2 separate regions of the Homo sapiens genome follow, and region 2 is linked to region 1. A link is a loop called in an ENCODE intact Hi-C map of the cell type or tissue named here. Cell type or tissue: GM12878. All regions are shown on one strand. Each heading gives the region's core, and the rest is flanking DNA. Links, peaks and the distances in the headings are about the cores only.

Region 1 (2,500 bases), core at 1-2,500:
GGGGGAGGGATAGCATTGGGAGATATACCTAATGCTAGATGACAAGTTAGTGGGTGCAGCGCACTAGCATGGCACATGTATACATATGTAACTAACCTGCACATTGTGCACATGTACCCTAAAACTTAAAGTATAATAATAATAAAAATAAATAAATAAATAAATAAAAGAAAAAAAGAAAAAAATTGACATAATTGAGTGGAGAAATATGTTTATCTCTCTTTGCTCATACTTAAGGATAATGAAAATACCAATTTTACCAAAATCTGTGATGAGAAAAAGAAATATACAAGTAGAAGACAGAGGAAAAAGGCAAAAATACACATATCAATCTGGCTTTATATAATAGACATGTTTCAATCCGGTTTTATACAATAGACATGTTTCTTACAATTAGCGTGGACTATTATCTATTAATTTAAATGCTGTTGGAAGAGGCAACTATTGAAAATAATAAATTGGGTTTATTTTATTCTTTTATTAGAATGAGAGTAGTCAGTTTATCCAATTTGTAAATCCTGACTATATTCAGATTAGTTTTTTAATGATAATGTATTTTTACCTTCTTTTTCACTAAAATGGTTCTGAGGTAACTATTGAAGTACAATGCTTTGCACACGGGGAATTATTAAAAGAGAGAACTGCCTGTGAGCTGCTTCTCAGTTACCTTTTTCAGACTTCAACCTTCTTAAGGAAAATAAAACACAAATCACCAAATCCATTCTTTGTAGGATTTCTCGGGTTAAAAACTAAGAAAATTTAAAATTCCTGGGAAATATGAAGTTTCTGGTGTACTGATTTACCTGGTCTATCCCAGGTAAATCAGTTACATGTTAATCATCTTTGACATAAAAATATCAAGTACAAATTATTTGATATTGCTTTTAATTTGGTAGTTGCTTTCATTATTATATACTTTTTTATTTTATTCTCAAATATCTATTCTTCTGAATAGATAGCAAATCATATACTAGTAACACTTTCCAGTGAATGCAAGAGTATATATTTGGTTTTGAACAGAAAAGGAGCAATAGTTATTTAACTTGTGTGGGAGGTTAGTTGCGTGTGCCTGTATGTTTTTTAATGTGCAAAGATGAGTTAAAAAAAATAGGTGTTGTGTGGTTCATGCTTGAGTGGATATAATGATCTACAGAGGGTTTTACTAATGTAAGTGTGATATGAGTAAGTATTAATAGTAATAATGAAACTAGTTTGAAACTTCACATTCTAAAATAGTAATCTATTTGGCTCCAGAGAATATAATCTACACCAAGGTGTTAGTTATATTTATAAAAACTATGTACCGAAGACTTTTTTTCACAGTTTTTTTTTTATTACATTTCCAAGGCTTGGTAGTTGAAACTAAAGTGTGGGGCTTTTTAATTGAAGAGATATTTTTATTACTGCCATTCTTTGTGAGGTTAGATGCTTAATACCAGGCTGGCTTTCCATTACACTAAGAAAGCTGCTGTGTGTCATCTGCAGAATAACTCCAAAATTGATTTAATTATTAATTTTTTACTCTCTTTCTTCCTTTTCCCAAACAGGTATCTGGGCAAAGACTCCTGATCCTCTTGAAAGAATGCTAGAAAATATGTGAAGAATGGGTACAGCAGAGAGAAACTAGGGACTATGCCAACAGATACGTGAGGCATTATATTGTCCACACAATAAAGTAGCAAGAAAAATTAGTTCCTGAAGAACAATCCTTACAGCTTCCTGAAGACCAATCATTATGGCCTTTTATTTCCCATTTATTTCCCCATATTGCAATGTCAGTTATTTCCTCCTCTCCTTGTTTCCAAATGTGACCTATAAAATTTTGTTTTTCTGAAGGAGAATCACTCTGAGACGAATTCATTAGATAGTTACTGCAAGCTTCAAAATGCAGTATTTTTAAGCATGGCTTACATTTCTTGGGCATGTGTTCTCCGAATGTCTTTGAAACAAAAGCAGAAAGTCCCTCAAATTTTTATATCTTAAACTACAATTAATTAGCTTTATCTCTAAATTTTAAAAAATGCACCATTAATATAAAGCATATCAACACAAATTTTACCAAGAAGTATAATTTCACATATTAGTATAAGACAGACTCATCTATTTAAAAGACTATAATTGACAGAAGCACTTAGTCTGACTAAGCATATTAGCATTCAATGCAAGCAAATGTTATGAACCAGATTTTAGCAAATTTGAACAAATCACAGCATATTTTACATAATGATAATAACAGCATTTGAGACTCTCTGATTAATTTTAAGCTCTCTACACAGATCAGACTAGTGGATGTGTCATTGTTTTGTGGTATCCAAAGAAAGGAAATAAGATTTTATTTTCACTTATAAAAAGAAAAATAATTTGAAAGTGTGGTTTATTGATGGCTAAGGCTGTATGAGCAGGTATATTTTGATCTAAGCAGTTAACATGGCTATGAAATGTAATTCCATAAAAGTTGGTCCCTGCTTTTAAATTCACCTTTTAAAATTTTGTGGCCTCT
Region 2 (13,035 bases), core at 1-2,500, 50 kb after region 1:
TGGCTATTAGGGTGGTCAGGATGTCTAACTCAGGAAAGATAAAATGACAAAATGTCCCAGGAATCAATAGGTCTTTATTTTGCCTTGATTTTACTGAATAAAATCCACCTATAACTTGACTGCTTGGGGCCAGAGTCTCTTCTGTTTATTCTATTCTTTAAGATCAATTATTAGAGAGAAATCAAACCAAAAAAAGGGATAAAACAGTGTTACCTAGGTACAAATTTAAGCTATAAACTCTGAAGTAGAACATGCTTACTGTGGTTAAAAGATATAAACCACATATAAATTTAGCAACAACTCATCATATTAGATATTGTGACCTTTGGCATCGGCATTTTTCAGTATCATTTCAGATAGCACCAGTAAAGATGGCAGAAGTAATCTAATCCCTTAATGCCCATGTCCCAAACAGAAGTGCACTTCTGAAATAGCCTCAGCAGAAGCCACATCTTTTCACACTTGCTTTTAAGGAACCAAGGCAATCTTTTAAAAGAAATAGTACATCAAGCATGATCAATGGATGAGGAAGAGTTTCAATACCAAGTCAGTGAATTAATAATACCATTGTACGTATCAAAACTCCACTATGAACCCAATCAATATGTATAATGATTATGTGTCAATTCAAAAAATAAAAACTGCAACATACATGCATTGAGAGTGATGTCCTCACAGTTCAGAATGCAGAAAAAGACTAACACTAATCAAAAGACTATTGCTAATCAAAAGACTTTCGGTATCACCCATCTTTAGCAAGAATCACATAAAAATTGGCTTGTTGGGTTTTTTAATGATAGGCCAGCATACTAATTCTTCCTAATATGTGATTTTATTTATGCATTTTATTGATTGATTGAGACAGGGTTTCATTTTGTCACCCAGGCTGAAGTACAGTGGCATGATCTCAGCTCACTACAGCCTCCACCTTCCAGGCTCAAGCAGTCCTCCCACCTCAGCCTCCAGAGTAGCTGGGACTACAGATGTACACCATCACGCCCAGCTAATTTTTGTATTTTTTTGTAGAGACAGGGTTTCACCATATTGTCCAGGCTGGTCTCAAACTTCTGGGCTCAAGGGATCTGCCTGCCCTGGCCTCCCAAAGTGCTGGGATTACAGGTTTGAGTCAGTGAACCTGGCCATAATATGTGTTTTTAAAGTGATCCTCATTCAGGATATGGGATTGCAAGCAATGCGCCTGGCTCCACCACCTTGTAGCACAAAGAAACAGAAACAAGAAGTATAAGACAAACCATGGCTTAAAGGCAGCCACAAAAATGTGAAAAATGAATCACTCAGTTACAAATTGTTTGCCAAATTCCTTCACCTTCATCTTTGAGAAAGAAATGCACTACACAGCTAGTATCACAAAATGTCCTAATGACATGGGATGGGGGAACAAGAGACTGATACTAACTACTACGGTGGTTGCCAGCATTTCAAGCCTGAAAAGAACAAAGCCATTCAGCAAAATTATTTCCGGGCATCAGTTTGAACTATGGGAAGTCACAGTTGTAAGGTAAAGAGAAAAAAAAAGAAAACAAACTGAACACTTCATAATATTTGGAAACTTCTTACCAATCTCATTTTCCTGGCTTTCCTTCATTTAAATTTTTACCTAACACAAAGTAATACTTCATAAGTAACTAAACCTTGAAGAAATAAAACCAGGATTCAGTTGGGCCTTTTCTTTTCCATTTCCTTTCTCAGCTGCCTGCCTTCTAATAAGACAAACTTTTGGCAGGAACATAGAAGGTATCCAGACATTTCGATGAATTAGACAAGGAAAGTCTAAATGAAGAAATCCTGGCACTTATAAATGAAGCAGTCTTTTAAAAACCAAAGAGCCAAAACACAGGCTAAATAATGCTTCCTGAAAAAGAAATTCACTTTTTAAAAAAGGAGATACACACAGTTCTCCAGGATCATTAAGGCACTGTTCTAAATTAGTATCTTTCAGATCAAACTGAGAAACTTCACAAGTAATTTCTAAACAAAACCGTTAGTGCACACATTCCCCATAGACAGCTCTTTAGCAGATTTAAGTTGCATACTGTAATCAACACAAGTACAGTTACTTACTTGTTTCCTTCTGTAATGAGCAAACTGAGAAAGTCCTAAAACAGTTGCAAGAGCACCTCCTCCAACAAGAATCGTCCCTTTCACTGCCTTTTGAAATGCCATTTCTTAGCCTACAAAGAAAAATAAGAAACAAAAAGAAGTTAATTGGGATAGTTATCGCATAACCATCCCAATAATAAGACACTGTGTAGATTATGAAACCATGTTAAACTAGAAAAGAAAACATAAAATAAGGAAATTACTAACAAACCAATGTGTATACTGCAACTCAAAATAAATAGCCAAAAAATTCTAGACAAGGGAATTGATCACATAAAAGTTACTTTCTGGTTCGACAGGAATTAAAGAAAGAAAAGCAAATTAAGAGATAACTGAGGATATTTAAACAGTATAAAGTCAAAAGAACTGTGAAAAGAAATGTCATTGGGTATTTAACAAAACTGCATGCTATACTTGTAAATTTGCTCAACACCTAATCCTCTCCTCAAGGAGAACCAGCAGAAAGAAGTCTTGGGTCACTCAACAAGACAATAAACATCAGCTTGCTTCAGGTTCTTTGGCAAGTGTTTAATTCAAATTGTGGTAAGACTCCCTTCCCAAGTTTTTCCCTTTCTAATGAAGTTTTCACTACAGCCAAAAGCCAGCAGTGTTATATTTCTATTATTGAAAGAGTCGGCTGGGCGTGGTGGCTCACACTTGTAATCCCAGCACTTTGGGAGGCCGTGGTGGTGGATGCCTGTGATCCCAGCTACTCGGGAGGCTGAGGCAGGAGAATCGCCTGAACCCAGGAGGCAGAGGTTGCAGTGAGCCGAGATCATGCCACTGCACTCCAACCTGGGTGACAGAGCTAGACTCCGTCTCAAAAAAAAAGAGTATACTTTACAGATAAGAAGTCAGAGGTATTATGCCTTAAGACTTTCACAAACTGACCAATTTAACCTGCTGTAATTCCTTTCATTAGGGGAACTTAACAGAAAAAGTTTTCTTCTAGCCAGAGTTGCATGACACCAAAATTTTAAGAGAAAACCCTCCAGATCAAGCACTCACTGTATATTTGTGCTCTCTGTATTTATATTTTTTTCTTTCTCTCTTTTTGTAGAGACTGAGTCTGGCTCTGTCACCCAGGCCAGAGTGCAGTGGCTCAATCATAGCAAACTATAAAATCAAACTCCTGGGCAAGTGATTCTCCCAAGTAGCTGATACTACCAAGTGCATGCCGCCATGCATGGCTATTTTTTTTTCTTTCTTTCTTCTTCTTTTTTTTTTTTCTGTAGAGACAAGGTCTTGCTATGTTGCCCAAACTGGACTCAAGCAATCTCCTACCTTGGCTTCCCAAAGTGCTAGGATTACAAACATGAGCCACCCCACACTCTGCTCCACTGAATATTTCTCAAGTTCTGCATTGTCTTAGCTCTTAACTTTCTTTCCTCTCACTTGTTTTCCACTACTGGACTGATAATGGAATTTTCTAAAGTTTTGATGAGGACTTAAAAATTATTCTTTAACTCTTTCAGAAACTAAGAAGATTGCATAAAAATGAAAATTCCATCAAAAATCCTTTTGTCCGCTTTTACTGTTAAACGTAAAAAGATAATCCTGTGTGATCAACTAAAAAAAATTCTAGAGTTGAGTAATTTGACCTGCCTAAGACTTTACATTCACAAAAGCAGGGAAACAGGGAAGCCACTACCCTATTTCCTTGTAGGGGTGGAGCACTGGCCTGTCTGGACAACACACGTTACATTCTACTGATAGCTCACAACTCAAGAAAACAATTTATTATGAAGGTAGTTTTAACTTAGGATACTAAAAAAACAGTATCTCAACATAAATTATGATACGGTTAAATATTTGGGTCCATACTGAATAAACTGTATCTATTATCATACTATCCTAAATAAAGAATTGCAATATAGTTGATAACTATGATCCTATAGAAAACTCATTTTAGGATACTATAAATTATATACTGATATGTGGTGGCATTTTTAAAATTTTTTTCTTCTGATCTCATTCTTCCTGACAAACTCCTAAATTCTAAACTTTATCTTTTTAATTAAGATTCTTCCCAGGATTAGAGCCCAGGAGTTTGAGCTTGTAGTGAGCTGCAATTGTGCCACTGCACTCCAGCCTGGGAGACAGAACAAGACTCTGTCTCTAAAAAAAATTTTAATGATTCTTACTAGGAAAATATTTCACAAGCATATGTACTCTGCTGCTGGAGGTCTCTTCTTTACTGTCCCTTTGCTATATCAACCATCTTCTCTTTCCCAAATTATGCAGGAAAGTTGGTGTATGCTGGCTAGGGGCCACCATTCATCATTCAGTCAACCCTAGGCAAAACCTTATATCCTAGGTTGCTGGGATAGTAAAAACCCTAACTTAGCAGGTACCCATTTGTCATAGCTCACTATCACCAATCAATGTACTGTTGTAAACATTCACATGGGTGCCTATCACACAACAATGTAAGCCCTAGCAGCCAAGAGATAGCATGCTATCTCAAGGCTAACTGGGTTCCTCTGACAACTGGAGACAGAGAATAAAGTCCTAGTTCTATTTACTATTTACCTTAAACAACGCACATGCCTGACTCATAGCAGTGTGGTGGTCCCTAGGATATGAGTGTTGTGACTGATTGACTTATCATTGCTTCTGTCTTGTTGATAATGTCATTGTTGACCTCACAAAGGATACCACACATCAACATGGCCAACTCAGGGAAGTTATATACAACACAGTCAATGAAAATGTTTCATTCTCAGAGGTGTTCATTCAGCCAGTTAAGTTTGAAGCTAGTATTTCCAAATGTGTGGGTCCCTATGTTCCCTGCCTACCTGATAGTATTGTTTTAATTTGATTTGTCAGAGACCAAAACTTGCAAAGGAAGATATTTTCATGCATTTTCCCAATGAGCCACTAATACTATCAAAAAACTACATTCTCATGTCATCTTGCAGAGTTAGCAATAATATCAACTATAATCAATAAAGAGTTTTCCTTTTTCCATAATTTAAAAAAATAATGTATGCTTGAGGGCTCATTATTTCTACTGTGATCAAATCCTTCTGTACGGTCATCTGGCTAGCTCAAAGTCAAAGGCAAGAATCAGCCAGTTTCATTTGACTTTCCTAAGATTATCATTATGAGTGTTGTTATTGTTATGAATGTTACAATAATAATCACCACCATTTATTATTTACTAGGTAACAGGTACTGTGCTTTTAATTCTTTATACACATCAGCTCATTTCACCCTCACAACATCTAATTTCATAAAAGGGGCAGTGGTAGCTCAGAGGAAATGGGGGATTTCCCCAAAGTCACTGCCTACTAAGTGAGAAAACAAGACTGAGTTTATGTTCTTGAGCCCTGGTGGTTCTGTCCTGCCTTTGGTCTCAAAAGGCAACTTCTCCCCAAAAGCTATACCATATTTTGTTGTCACTCCCAAAAGAAGGCCCTATTCTCAAAGTCACCCAAATGTTCAGTCCCTTGGCATTTGGGTTAATCTCCAAGGCAATGAAGAAGTCTCTAGCAAAGTATCTACTAGTAATCTTCTGCCAGGTAATGTAAGACCTTTGTTTTAGGGCCGGGCACGGTGGCTCACATCTGTAATCCCAGCACTTTGGGAGGCTGAGGTGGGTAGATCATTTGAGGTCAGGAGTTCAAGACCAGCCTGGCCAACATGCTGAAACCTTGTCTCTACTAAAAATACAAAAATTAGCCAGGCAGTAGTGGCATGCGCCTGTAATCCCAGCTACTCGGGAGCCTGAGGCAAGAGAATCCCTTGAGCCTCGGAGGCGGAGACTGCAGTGAGCCGAGACTGCGCCACTGCACTCCAGTCTGGGTGACAGAGTAAGACCCTGTCTCAAAAAATAAAAAATTTAAAAAAGAACTTTGTTTTAATGCTGAAAGAATGAAATTTAGAACTATATAAACCAAATGCTGTGGACAACATGTACCCATTTACCATTGTAAGGAGAAACGTTTTCACAATGATTACAAACAAAAAAAAAAGATTATTTCCTTCTAAGTAACAGCTTTACTAGAAAACTAGCAAAGAAGGGGACCAAAAATATACACAAATCTTTACTAACTTCTGCAATAAATGTTCAAGGAAACCAGAGGTGAAAAAATTTTAAAAAATAGAATTAGCTTATTTATCATAGCTTCAAATCCATGTTTTATAGCCTTTTAATTAAATCACATATATGCTTACTCAGGACCAGCTGCTGCATTGACATAGACCAGAGCTAGCTCTAATTCTTGCAAGGAGAACACCAGCTCAGTTGGCAAAACCTAAACAAATGGTGCTCAACTAAATATATCTGTGAGTTTATCAACTAACTGCCCACAAGCAATTAATCTATCTGTAGGATTAAATATCAAAGTGTGTCTTGTAACTCTGCACTCTGTCTTATAACTAGTTGTGCTATACTGAGTGTTATAGTCTGATAGAAAAAAAAAGCAAGGTGCTATATCATTTTAATGTTGCAAGAAATTGACTCTGACTAAAAGAATTAAAGAAGGCTTCAGTGAAGACAGGATTTTGGAGAAGGGTCTTGAAGGGGAAAAAATTTGGAGGGGAGTGAGTAGGGAACGTTATAGAGAAAGACAATTGGTGGAGAAAGGGGAGCATCATGGTACGTTCTAGGCATACAAATAGTTATCTCGTTTGGCTGGAGATGATGTACAGCTAGAAATGGTGTTTAAAAAGAAGTCCAGAGGGAAGAGAGAGGAAGACTGTGTACACGTGAAGTAAAATATTTCTATGATATCCTGTTGGCAACGGGGAGTAGAGGCTGTAGATTAAGGAAGTAAGATGTTTTGTCTAACGTTCTGTAAAGACTGTTCAAGTAGATTTTTAGTGTTGAAGCTTACGAAGACAGAGAGACCAATTAGAGGGCAATGAAATAGATCCCATGTGAGAGAAGAGCCTGGTTTAAGGCAACATTAAAGAGTGCAAATCTAGAGACTGATGTTTTGCACAACTGTCTAAGGACAGCACTCAATTAGACAGCATGACAAGACCTGACAACCGATTACAGGAGGCAGCAGGAAGAGACTGAACACAATAAGTGGTTTTAGTTTGGGCAGCTGGAAAATGACCCCAAGATTTCAATATTAAGATCTAGAAAGAGAAGCAGGTTTAAGGAAGAAGAGAAGCTCAGCTTGCAACTAAGAAAATTTGAGATCTTGACGGAACATCTACTCAGAAAACAGCACAGATGAATATTTGGGTCTAAAACTCCCAAGAGTAATAGGTACTTGGGAAAATTTTGCCTAGAACTGACAGATGTAATTGCTACACAACAAAATGTACTTACTGCTAGCAAACAAAAACTAAATTTGCCACTTCTCAAAGTTTGCTGACCTTTGTTTGTACCTGACTGCTGCAACTTATCTGGCTCAGATGAATTCTTAGATGTCCTTGTAGGGCTCCCATTATAGACAGTGACTTTTAACAAAGAACAACTCCTCACATCCTATTTCATGTAAGTCCCTGAGTGCATCCACCACTTCTACCTCCTCCCATTCATAGGCAAGGCAACTATGCACAAGCAAATTTATTCCAGAACCAGATCGCACTTCCTGGCCTCTGAAATCTCTTTAAAAAGTACTCACTCTCCTACTCATCTCCCTGTCTTCTCTCTTCCAGAAGCCTTACTTATCAAAATACAAATTTAGCATAAGTAAGAATCATGCAAATGGGCTGGACCAGTGGCTTATACCTGTAATCCCAGCAATTTGGGAGGCCAAGGCAGGAGGATTCTTTGATATCAGGAGTTCAAGACCAGCTTGGGCAACAAAGCAAGACTCCATCTCTATTAAAGAAAATTTAAAAATTAGCTGGGCATGGTGGCGCACACCTCTAGTTTCAGCTATTCAAGAGGCCAAAGTGGGAGGAATCATGTGTGCCCAGGAGGTCAAGGCTTCAATGAGCCATGATCATACCACTGCACTCCAGCCTGGGCGACAGAGCAAAACCCTGTCTTAAAAAAAAAAGAAAAAGAAAAAGAAAAAGATTCCATGCAAATACATTTGTCACTCCTCTGTGGAATAAGCCCTGGGTCCCTTTGTCAGAGGCGTGTGAACCAGAGGAACTCCATCTTGAATAGGAGCTGGGTAAAATAAGCCACCCCTTGTTTAGCATATAATCAAGAAATAACCATAAAAATGGGCAACCAGCAGCCCTGTGTGTATGGAGTAGTCATTCTTTTATTCCTTCACTTTCACTTTATGGACTCACCCTTAACTCTTGTGTGAGATCCAAGAACCCTCTCTAGGCATCTGGATGGGGACCCCCTTCCTGTAACACCTTCATGTTTACAAAAACTCTCCTATCTTTCTGGTTTCTTATATAGAAACCTCAATTACCTTTCTAATCCCCATGCTCTCCATTAGTTTAGAACTTCTCAGGGTTTTGATTCTTATGCCAGCATAGAAGTAAGCATATTTCTCTCCATCCCTTACAAGCATGACCAATGGAGGGGCGGAGAGTACAGCTCAAAGATCAATTACAGAAGAGTAATTTCAACGACCAGCCTTGCTGTCCTCGGGGCATGCATTCTCCAGCAAGACATAAAGGCATCCCATATTGCACTCCCATGTTTATTGCAGCACTAGTCACAGTAGCCAAGATTTTCAATCAACCTAAGTGTCCATCAACAGACAAATGGATAACAAAAATGTGGTACATATACACAATGAAGTAGTATTCAGCCATAAAAAAGAATGAGATCAGGCCGGGCACAGTGGCTCACACCTGTAATCCTAGCACTTTGGGATGCCAAGGTGGGCAGATCACTTGAGTTCCGAAGTTCGAAACCAGCCTGGCCAACATGGTGAAACTCCGTCTCTACTAAAAATACAAAAAAATTAGCCAGGCGTGGTGGTGGGTGCCTGTAATCCCAGATACTCAGGAGGCTGAGACAGGAGGAAAATCACGTGAACCTGGGAGGTGGAGGTTGCAGTGAGCTGAGATCACGCCACTGCACTCCAGCCTGGGCGACAGAGCGAGAGACTCCGTCTCAAAAAAGAAAAGAATGAGATCATTTCATTTGCAACAACACGGGTAAAACTGGAGGACATCATGTTAAGTGAAATAAATAAGGCACAGAAGGACAAATTTTGCATATTCTCACTCATTTGTGGGAGCTAAAAATAAAAACAAATGAACTCATGGAGACAGAGAGTCAGAGAGTAGAGGATGGCTACCAAAGGTTGGAGATGGTAGTGAGGTTGGGGTGGGGATGGTTAATGAGTATAAAAACATAGTTAGAATGAATAAGATCTGGAAGTTGATAGAACAGGGTGACTGCAGTCAACAATAACTTACTGTACATTTAAAAATAACTAAGAGAATGTTCGTAACACAAAGAAATAAATGCTTAAGGTAATGGATACCCATTTACCCTGATATTACTGTTACTCATTGCATGCCTGTAGCAAATTATCTCATGTACCCAAAAATATGTATACATACTATGTACCCAGAAAAATTAAAAAGAAAAAAGAAATTAAAAATAAATAAAAGCGATCCATGCTCTTCCAATCACCTACACTGAGAAATCCAGATGTACAAGGCATTTCAAACATTAAATAAAAACCCCAAGATGTAACCTAGAGGTAGCCCTTTAATCACTAAGCCCTTTACCTAAGCCTTTTGTGGTCCAAAGGTAGCAAATGCTCCTTACACTTCATCTGTGCAGCCACCTGCTCCTGTAGCTGTGCATGCAAAACCCACTCCTTCAACTATTTTGAGTCGTGTCACACTGTCACACCCATGGAAGGCACAACTCAGAGGGCCAGGCCTCACACTCGCATACAAATCCAGTGACTTATTGAAGAAAAGTGCATGAGTCTTACAAAATAAGCATATAGAACCTCATCAGAGAAGGTCCTAGCAAACGGGTCTGTAATCATGGATAGCTTGACAGCAAGTCCACAGTAAAACAGAAGAAGGAGTGAGCTCAAAAGCCTCTTCCCTCCCAGCAGCACCCTTTTAACTATAAAAGTCAAGATCACTGGGTGGCTTGAACTAGATGTGTTTTAGCAAGCAAACCTTTTATTATTCCAATTAATGTGATAACAAATGTTTTGTACAATTCCCTTGAAGGAGGTATCTCATAGTTCAGACACACCAAACATATGCTGATACAGTGCTTACTCAGACAAGTAACAATCAAAGCATACCATGTACTACTCTTTCCCCAAGTTTTACTTTACTGTGGGGATCATGATTAGTACTCTGCCTGCAAACGCATTCCCCCCAGCCAAGCAGAGAAGGACTTACACACCTGTATCTTACACATGTGATTCCTACAGAAACACACAGAGAGCCCTCAAGTGTACTTTTTGAAAGCTATCAGACCTAAATGAACAAAACAGTCAAACAGAAGAGGCACATTAGCCTGTTCTCTGGAAACAGAGAGGAGGTCTATTCTGTAAACTGAAGGTGAATTCTCCTCTTTTGTTGTTGTTGCTTTTAAAAAGGATTTAGGCCAAGACTGGACAGGAAATTGACCCAAGGGTTCTTCACAAAAGACAATCCCTATGGAAAGAAGTGAATGTATCAAGTCCTAAGAAAACAGAAGACACTTTTATCCTTCCGTCACCTTCTTTAGCCTTTTCTCTATTATATCAAAAGCAAAAACACACAAACACAACAATAACAACCTATAGTTGTAAAGAATATATACACTGAACAGGATATCAAACAACAAACAAAAAGGCTTTTCCGAAGTCACTGAGAAAAGCATTATCCTGATAACGCAAGATAAATCAAAAAACCAAGTAAAAGTCAACAGAAATGTGTGAAACATAATCCTCAGGTTCTAAATACACAAATTTTTGGACTGTGGTGGAAGAAGCTAAAGCAACACACTCACACATTGCTGGGAAGGCATCCAGACTCTAGCTTTGTCCCTGACTTCCACACCCTATCAAAAGGCCAGCCTGCTTCCAAGAAGGGCAGGTTCTTTCACTTCCAATCCATTTATTTCCCCAGGCAATTACTGCCAGAAGGGCCCACCCCAGCCCAAGAGAAAGTAAACAATTTTAGCAGAGGAAGAGTATTTCCATAAAGAAGAATGAGAAAAAAAAAAAATCATGAAACAAAGAGAAAGCGAAAGAAAATAAACACTATATTTATATCAATTCACATAGTGTAAAGCTAGAAAATTCTGAGTCTCCCTGGGTCACCTTTATGTCAATTATATCATTTTAGAAGCAAACCAACAGTGAGAACGAGGTTGGCCCAGGACCACTTCTCAGCCTCAAAGGAGGGCAGGAGCCTGGAAGCTTGACAGGAGAAGCTGGCTAAGAAACGAGTTGAGCTAGTTTCAGGGGCAGAGTTCAAAAAATGCAAGTAAAAGGTACAAAAGAAGGAGAAAATAAGGTCAATAACTATTTTAAGTGAGCCAGTTAAAAGTCTCTGTTTATAAAAAATTTGTTGCAAACATTATTACATGGGATTTCTGATGTGTGATGGGGGGTTAAGTTTAATAATGTCATAACTGTTAATCGAGCATTTATTTCACAAAGTCCTCTAAAACAAAAAATGCATTGAAAGGGAGGGAGCCTTAGAGGAACACAAGGATACACGTTTGCACTCTAGTAGTGATGCATTATTTAAGACCCGATTTTTTACAAAATATATGCCATTTCCAAGGCAATTGCCATATAACATACTTATGCTTTCTACCATTTCTAAAATACACACTGGAACTATAGTCACAAATTTGACCCTTTTTCTTTATTTCATGAGGTTCACTATAGAATTATAAGAAATCAATGAAGCTCATTATATTCATTAAATGCAAATAACCACAGCTTAATTCATAATAGAATAGTTTCTATTATGTTTGCTTTCCATACAATTGCTATAAAAGTCATAAAGAACTATAGTTAGTGCACGCAAGTGAATTTGTATTCCATTTTAAATTCATTTTAAAAGCAAAGTTAATATATACTCTGTATCACTCCAGATATATTCACGGATTTGTGTTTAAAGTCGTACAATCCTATCTTTAATATTCCATTAAAATCTATCTCTGCCTTCTTTGCTTACCATATACATAATTGAGGGTAACCCTGAGAGCCCCAAAATAAAATGTCCCTCCCAAGTGAAAACTTGAAGCATTCCTTCACAAAAATGCCAACCCCTTGTAAAAACACAAGTCAGGTTAAGGAGCTGAGTAGATAACATGCCTAGTACAGAATTAAACAAACTTGCATTTATATCAACTAACAAGAAATGGTTGACTTAGCATGAAAAGGAGATAGCACAACAGGGAGAAAAACTTTAAATCTGCCTTGAGGAGGCAGGAATGTTATCAATGAAACACATTCATTGATAACATTCAAAAGAAGTTCATTAGTCAAACAGACCATACTAGTCCTGTGCTTCTTTCAGTCTTTCCGCCCCTTTACTAACCCTTTATTGGGTTAAGATAATGTTTGACATTCCTTTGGCAGCATAAACGCTCTTTTTACATTTTACATGCTGTTACAGAATCTACTTCAGTAATCAAAACAAGAAAAAGGCCTGGAGTGGTGGGTGGCTAACATCTATAATCCCAGACTCAGAGAAACCCAGGCAGGAGGACCCCTTGAGGCCAGGAGTTCAAGACCAACCTGGGAAGCGAGACCCTGTCTCTACAGAAAAAATCTTTTTAATTAGCTGGGCATGATGGCACATGCCTGTAGTACCAGTTACTCAGGAGACTGAAGTGGGAGGATTGTTTGAACCCAGGAATTCAAGGCTGCAGTGAGCTATGAGGGCACCACTGCACTCCAGCACAGGTGATAGAATGAGATCCTGTCTCAAAAAAAAAAAAAAAAAAGAAAGAAAGAAAGAAAGAAAAGAAAAGAAAAAGTCCTTTACCTTGCTATAAAATAAGCTGCAAATCAAAGAGTTTTAAATGTCTGTCTTAAGATTAAAACATATCAA

The links. Hi-C counts contacts between places; a loop is a spot of excess contacts. Peaks named below come from ENCODE experiments on the same cell type or tissue, not always from the same donor. Only the 100,000 strongest peaks of a DNase experiment are listed, where the experiment ranks them.
Region 2: a loop joins it to region 1, with 2.2 times the contacts of the local background. A loop is called at or near these places in 2 of 110 quality-filtered maps.

Annotation. Positions count from the first base shown.
Region 1 is chr2:156,526,088-156,528,587 of GRCh38, reverse strand. The region is part of intron 6 of GPD2 (glycerol-3-phosphate dehydrogenase 2); the gene reads right to left. Among named protein-coding and RNA genes, the nearest start is that of GPD2, 91 kb to the right of the region's middle. In GM12878, for the core only: no CTCF peak of the experiment used is centred there; a DNase peak (open chromatin) is centred at 1,125; H3K27ac peaks cover 1,569 bases.
Region 2 is chr2:156,465,255-156,478,289 of GRCh38, reverse strand. It overlaps GPD2 (glycerol-3-phosphate dehydrogenase 2), which reads right to left. Exons shown (of 17, transcript NM_000408.5): 2 at 2,083-2,192. The coding sequence starts at 2,184. Among named protein-coding and RNA genes, the nearest start is that of GPD2, 35 kb to the right of the region's middle. In GM12878, for the core only: no CTCF peak of the experiment used is centred there; a DNase peak (open chromatin) is centred at 1,299; H3K27ac peaks cover 1,523 bases.